Regions from separate parts of the Homo sapiens genome. Here region 1 is linked to region 2. Evidence: read pairs that join two places in POLR2A ChIA-PET (ENCODE). Cell type or tissue: PC-9. All regions are shown on one strand. Links, peaks and the distances in the headings refer to the core of each region. The heading gives the core; the rest is flanking DNA. Region 1 overlaps MAGI3 (membrane associated guanylate kinase, WW and PDZ domain containing 3). Region 2 has its middle 70 kb from the start of MAGI3.

What was found. Peaks named below come from ENCODE experiments on the same cell type or tissue, not always from the same donor. Only the 100,000 strongest peaks of a DNase experiment are listed, where the experiment ranks them.
Region 1: POLR2A ChIA-PET joins it to region 2 with 5 read pairs; 4 of 35 experiments call an interaction of 5 or more read pairs at or near these places.

The regions. Positions count from the first base shown.
Region 1 is chr1:113,401,640-113,404,571 of GRCh38, reverse strand. All of the region lies in intron 1 of MAGI3 (membrane associated guanylate kinase, WW and PDZ domain containing 3), which reads right to left. Among named protein-coding and RNA genes, the nearest start is that of MAGI3, 13 kb to the right of the region's middle. In PC-9, for the core only: no CTCF peak of the experiment used is centred there; no DNase peak of the experiment used is centred there.
Region 2 is chr1:113,319,012-113,321,943 of GRCh38, reverse strand. No RefSeq gene overlaps it. Among named protein-coding and RNA genes, the nearest start is that of MAGI3, 70 kb to the left of the region's middle. In PC-9, for the core only: no CTCF peak of the experiment used is centred there; DNase peaks (open chromatin) are centred at 473 and 1,463; H3K4me3 peaks cover 507 bases; H3K27ac peaks cover 818 bases.

The sequences.
Region 1 (2,932 bases), core at 93-2,592, 83 kb before region 2:
TATGCACAGTAGCAAACCACTATATAGTGTTTCTACCATACAGATATAGTAGATATAAAGAAATTCAAAAGCATAGATAATTGTAAAATGTGGGCAAATAATTAGGAAATAATTTGTTTTGAGTATTTATCTTTGTTTTTATTAAATTATTATGCAACTTAATTCTTAAAAATGGCTGTTTGACAACTCACAAAATTCTTGAAAATTTAACAATTGGTCTTGCAAAAGAATACAGCCAACTCACTTCAAAACCTCTCAGCTGAAGCTCCCACCCTTAATTGGAAATTCTTTCCTTTTTGTCTTAGTTCAAAAGACAATAAGCCCCACTCATCTTTTTAAGCTACAGAAATCACAGGTTGCTGACCAGCCAATAAACTGGTTGCTTTGGGTGAGGTGCTCTCCCTGCCTGTGGCTTGCAGGGGAGGTTGACGTCAAATGATATCAAACATAGATGTCTCAGCAGCAGTTATGGGAGGTGGGAGAGATACAAGCTAACCTAGGACAAAAAGTTACTACAGATGTTAAAATCCCTTGGCCCTATGATTATTCCAACTACAGGCCATTATGAAAAGAGAAGCTCACAGAAATGACAATGAGCCATCAAGAATGGGCTAAATTGTAATTAATATACTATGTTTAAGAAGATGAGTGCCTGGGAAAGGATCAGCTATCACTCAGCGACTTCCTCCTTGTAGTATGCCTTCCTGAAACGCAGAAGTTGGAAAACTAAAAACTGTCTTTTCCAGACTCCTTTATAGCTAGTATTCTGGATGCAAATCTGATTCCACCATTAAGATGCAGGACACAAGATATGGAAGGCAGAAGTAAAGCAGAGCCCCATTGGCCTGTAGCTTTCAGCAGCTTTCAGCTTGTACACAAGGTCATGAACATGTCAGTATCCAGTCTCCAGCTTTGAACTAAAACAAAAAAGAGAGAATTTTCAATTAAGGAGTAGAACCGTCAGCTAGGAGGTTTTACAGTGATGCAATGGAGTTGGCTGTACTCTCTTGCAAGGCCAATTATTAAATTTTTATGAATTTCACAAATCAGTTGTCAAACACAGCCACTATTAAGAATTTAGTTGCATAAAATTACAATTAAATTATATTAAAAACATAATTAATCATTTTCTAATTATTTTAGAGACAATGGCAAAGGCAGCAGGGACCAGATTCATCATAACAGCATCTAGTCACCAGTTCACGAGCATCAAGGAGAAGCTGTCACAGCAATGGCCAGATCCTACATTCCAGACTTCCAGCAGTTACAATGTTAACAGCAGTGGCTGCCCTGATCACCTGGATCACAGCTACAGTAGCATTTTCTTGCCACTGTTTCAGTAGCAACCTCCTGATTGCCACTTTCCTGACTCAAGCAGAGGTGGCAGCTCCCACTGTGGACTGTTTCAAGGTGTCCTGGAAATCATTCTCAGAGGCTCAGTCTAGAGCCCAGCCCTCCAGCCCTTTCAAAAGATTCCCTAAGCAATTAATTCCCTGCATTATATCCCCTTCTGTTTCCTGCACTGAACCCTGACTGATATTGCAAAGGAGTATGTGGTAAATGGATTGCAGAAAGATTTTTTCATGTCCACATTCATGCTGTTCTTCCACTGACCTACAAAGAGCCCAAGCAAGACTCCATCATTCCCATTAGTCTACCTAACAAACATAGTTTCCCCAGAACTGCCACCTCAATCCCCTTTCTTCAGTTTTGCCTCACAGGGAATACCTTGTCCTCTGCTGTGGCCAGCTTTACGTGGCCTGAGACATCTTCTTGTCCCGCACCCAGCAAGAGCACAATCCCTCTTCTCAGTTATGCCATCACTGCAGCCGAACAAGCTTGAGGACAGTGAGCCAAAGGTATCCTTGACAGTTCATCTCCCACAACCCTGAGTGTCCTCTTGCCCTAAAATTTATCTTCCCCCAATGCATCCCCTAGTCACTCAAGGAAAAAAATAAAAGCACAGCTGACTCTAAATCAGACTTGTAGCATCAGCCCCACAGAGAGAGCAAGAAACAGTGTTAGCAGTCTACCATATAGCAGGAACTATTCAGAAACATTTTACTGAAAGCATTGTGAAGAATCTCCGATAGGAAAAATGATTTTTCAAAGCTAAAGCTAAAGTAACTAACCAAAATAAATACTTAACTATTCAGCTATTATACCAGCTAACAATTTTGACTGTGTAAATCTTAATCATAAGTTACACCATTATAAAGGCTTAAAATGCCCTGAAAATCCATGGCATATAATGATTAAAATTCTTTCCTGTGCTGCAGGTTCGGGGATACCACTGCCTCTAACCACATTCATGCACACTGATGGCCTAACAAACTGAGTCTAGCACATTACACTTAGTTCCAAGAGAATGCAGATTTCATAAAGAAACAGAATATGTTTAACAGGTCCTTTTTTCGCCAATTTTCTACACAAATTCTTATGCCAGAAACTAGAACAATGAAAGGAACTAAACAATCTGAGTTCTAGTCTCTGCTCTACCATGCTTATGCTATGACTTCTGCCATTGCTAAGCCTCGAATTGTTTATCCATATACTAAGATTGGATTGCTGTGTTTCCTTCCACTCAAGTGACTGACTTTAGCCCAGAGAGAAAACATAACAGCGTAAACACTTAAAGAATAAGAGGTTCCAACAATCCACAACCTGCTTTACCTGCCTCTTCAAAGGATCCATCTTAGGTGTGCAATACTCGAAGTCTAGAAGGAGAAAGGTCTACTTAAATGCAATGAGTTATTCTTTTACCTAGCTTAGCTAAATTTTATTCAAGCAAAGTGTACTTTTGTGAGAAGGGTCTGCATACTTATAAAAGATCCCTAATTCTAAAGTACGTTCCTTTCTACATTCACCAGAACATTTTCTAGGCTCTCAGTAAATGTGCTAACACCTTCCTGGTGAGTGAATTACAGAGGAA
Region 2 (2,932 bases), core at 304-2,803:
CATGTGGGTAGTAAAGACTTCACAGATGGGAAGCTTGCTTTCTACTTCTTAAGTAGGTCTTTCTATTGCCTAATTGTGAACATTTGGCAGTTTCTTTAAACTACACTCTTAATTGGGAGGTCAAGTATAGAGGTCATTATCACTTTGTAAAGAAAAAAAATTGTTCCAAGTTTCTGAGTACATTACTATCTAATATTTTCCTATAGATAAAGAGTGTATGCCATTGGCAATACCTATGAGTTAGCTTAGCAGTTGCTTAACAAAGTCATCTTGATAATTTTAAGAATGATATATGGGGTTAAGAATCAAATGTTTGAAGCTCAAGGGAAGATCTTTTTCCTGGCAATACACGTGGACCAAGGGTAATAGAAACAAGTACAGTAACTTAGCAGCCAAAAGAGGTTGATCCAGCTCTCTGGCTTCTTCTGAAGAGGCAAACAGGTCATATGTTTGGAGAAGTGAAGGAATTGCATACCTAAATAGACTATTACATTTCTTTTAATGAATGACAGGAATGTTTGTACAAGATACAAACCAATCTTAGTTATCCAACAAAAGGCAGCAAGAGCTTCAAGTCTACCATGCAAATCCCTGGAATTTGATTTGCAAGTAATTCTTATTCTCTCACACGAGGGCATTGGAAGAACAACAGTGCTGAGCAAGAGCAGAAATTCTTCATAAGAATTCTAAGAAAGAGAGAAAAGGGGAGTTTCTTACGTAACAATAGGTGTGAGAACAGAGAAAAGGGGGGCAAGAGGGTCACTATAGGCACCACTGATACTTATGGTGAGCTAATGCCATGCTGCTAGCTTTCCAGAAAGCAGAGACTCCCTTTCCCTTTGCCTCTACTAACAACAATATCAGATGAACTTCTATTTTGAAAAATGCTATCATTAGGCATTAGGACCAATTATGAGGAATGGATTTTTAAAAATTGAAATTCATTTTCATCTCTGAATCTACACACAGACACACAGACATACACACACACAAACACACACAAGCAGCTTAGACAATTATTCAGACAATTCAGACAAAAATCTCAAAATCTGTTACTTGTTCTTTATCTCCTCTAATTATCAATACTGATCATATCAACTAGACAGGCCATTGCTCTCCTCTCTTCTCTCTATTTTGTGTTCTTTGTGTAGAAGCATAATATTAATAAATAGATTGAAATCCTAACGCAGTATTCACTGCTGGTTTCAGGGGTTGCCTGGGGTCATCATTTGGGCAATACTCCAAAATTATTAGTTCCCTCTGGATTTTTAGTGATATAGCAACCTAATCAATTTTAAATAGTTTTATAGAATATTAATATCAGTGTTGCATAAGAACCTTTACTTCTGAAGCTTAGCTTTTAAAAATTCTTCCTAGAGCACCCTTCTTCAAACATATGTAGGCTAAAAGCTATTTGATATGTGACTGATCATTTATGTATACACACCCATGTTTACCCAGTGCTTCTGAATCACTTATGACTAATTAATCTAGTTAACCATTACAGGCTGCATAGCAAGTGATACTACAAATACCACCTTGTATTTTTTTACATAACAGAGGCAGAGCACTGGCAAAGGAGTTGTAAAAAACACTTCACCAAGCAACCTGGGACAGGCTGCTGGACATCTCTGAGCTTCTGTTTTTTTCTATCTACAAAATGGAAATATGTATGTATTTCCATTTTATCTAACTATATGTTTGTACCATTAACCTTTCCCACTCCCTGCCTACATTATTCTTTCCAGCCTCTGGTAACCATCATTCTACTCTCCATCTCCAGGAGTTCAATAGTTTTAATTTCTAGCTCCCACAAATAAGTGAGAACATGCAAAGTTTGTCTTTCTGTGCCTGGTTTATTTCACTTAACATAATGATCTCCAGTTCCATCCATATTGTTGAAAATGACAGGATAAATATGTATGTATTTCCATTTTATAGATACATATATATGTATTTCAATTTTATAAATATATAAATACATATGTAATATATATATATATCCTACTAGATGAAATTATTTTAAGATCATGATTCTGAATGGACTAATTACAAATGGATAGCACAGACAGGATTATTATTATACTATTATAGAATACCTTGCTTTATATTAGACCCTAGACTTCCTTGGAACAATTCTATGTCTGGCAAAAAGCATGGTCATTATTCAGTAATGGTCTTAGTAAGAAAATATTGAGTCAATAATTATGAATACCAAGATTCAATTTTTAAAAAAATTTTTTATTTTTAACTTTTCTGCTTATATAGTAGGTATATATATTTATGGGGTACATGAGATATTTTGTTACAGGCATACAATGCATAATAATCACATCAGGGTAAATGGAATATCCATCATCTCAAGCATTTATCCCTTTTTTGTAACAATCCATTTATACTCTTTTAGTTATTCAAAAATATACAATAAATTATTGTTGAGTGTAGTTATTCTATTGTGCTATCAAATACTAGATCTTATTCATTCTATCTAACTACATTTTTGTAACCACTATCCTTCCCCCTTCCCTCACCCGACTACCCTTCCCAGCTTCTGGTAACCACCATTCTACCCTCTATCTCCATGAGTCCAGTGGTTTTTATTTTTTGCTCCCACAAATTGGTGAGAACTTGCAAAGCTTGTATTTCTGTGCCTGGCTTATTTCACTTAACATAAGACTTCCAGTTCCATCCATGTTGTTGCAAATGACAGGAAGTCATCCTTTTTTTATCACTGAATAGTACTCCATTTTGTATAAGTACCATTTTTTTTATTATACTTTAAGTTCTAGGGTACATGTGCACAACGTGCAGGTTTGTTACATAGGTATACATGTGCCATGTTGGTTTGCTGCACCCATCAACTCATCATTTACATTAGGTATTTCTCCTAACGCTATCCCTCCCCCAGCCCCCCAGCCCCCAATAGGCCCTG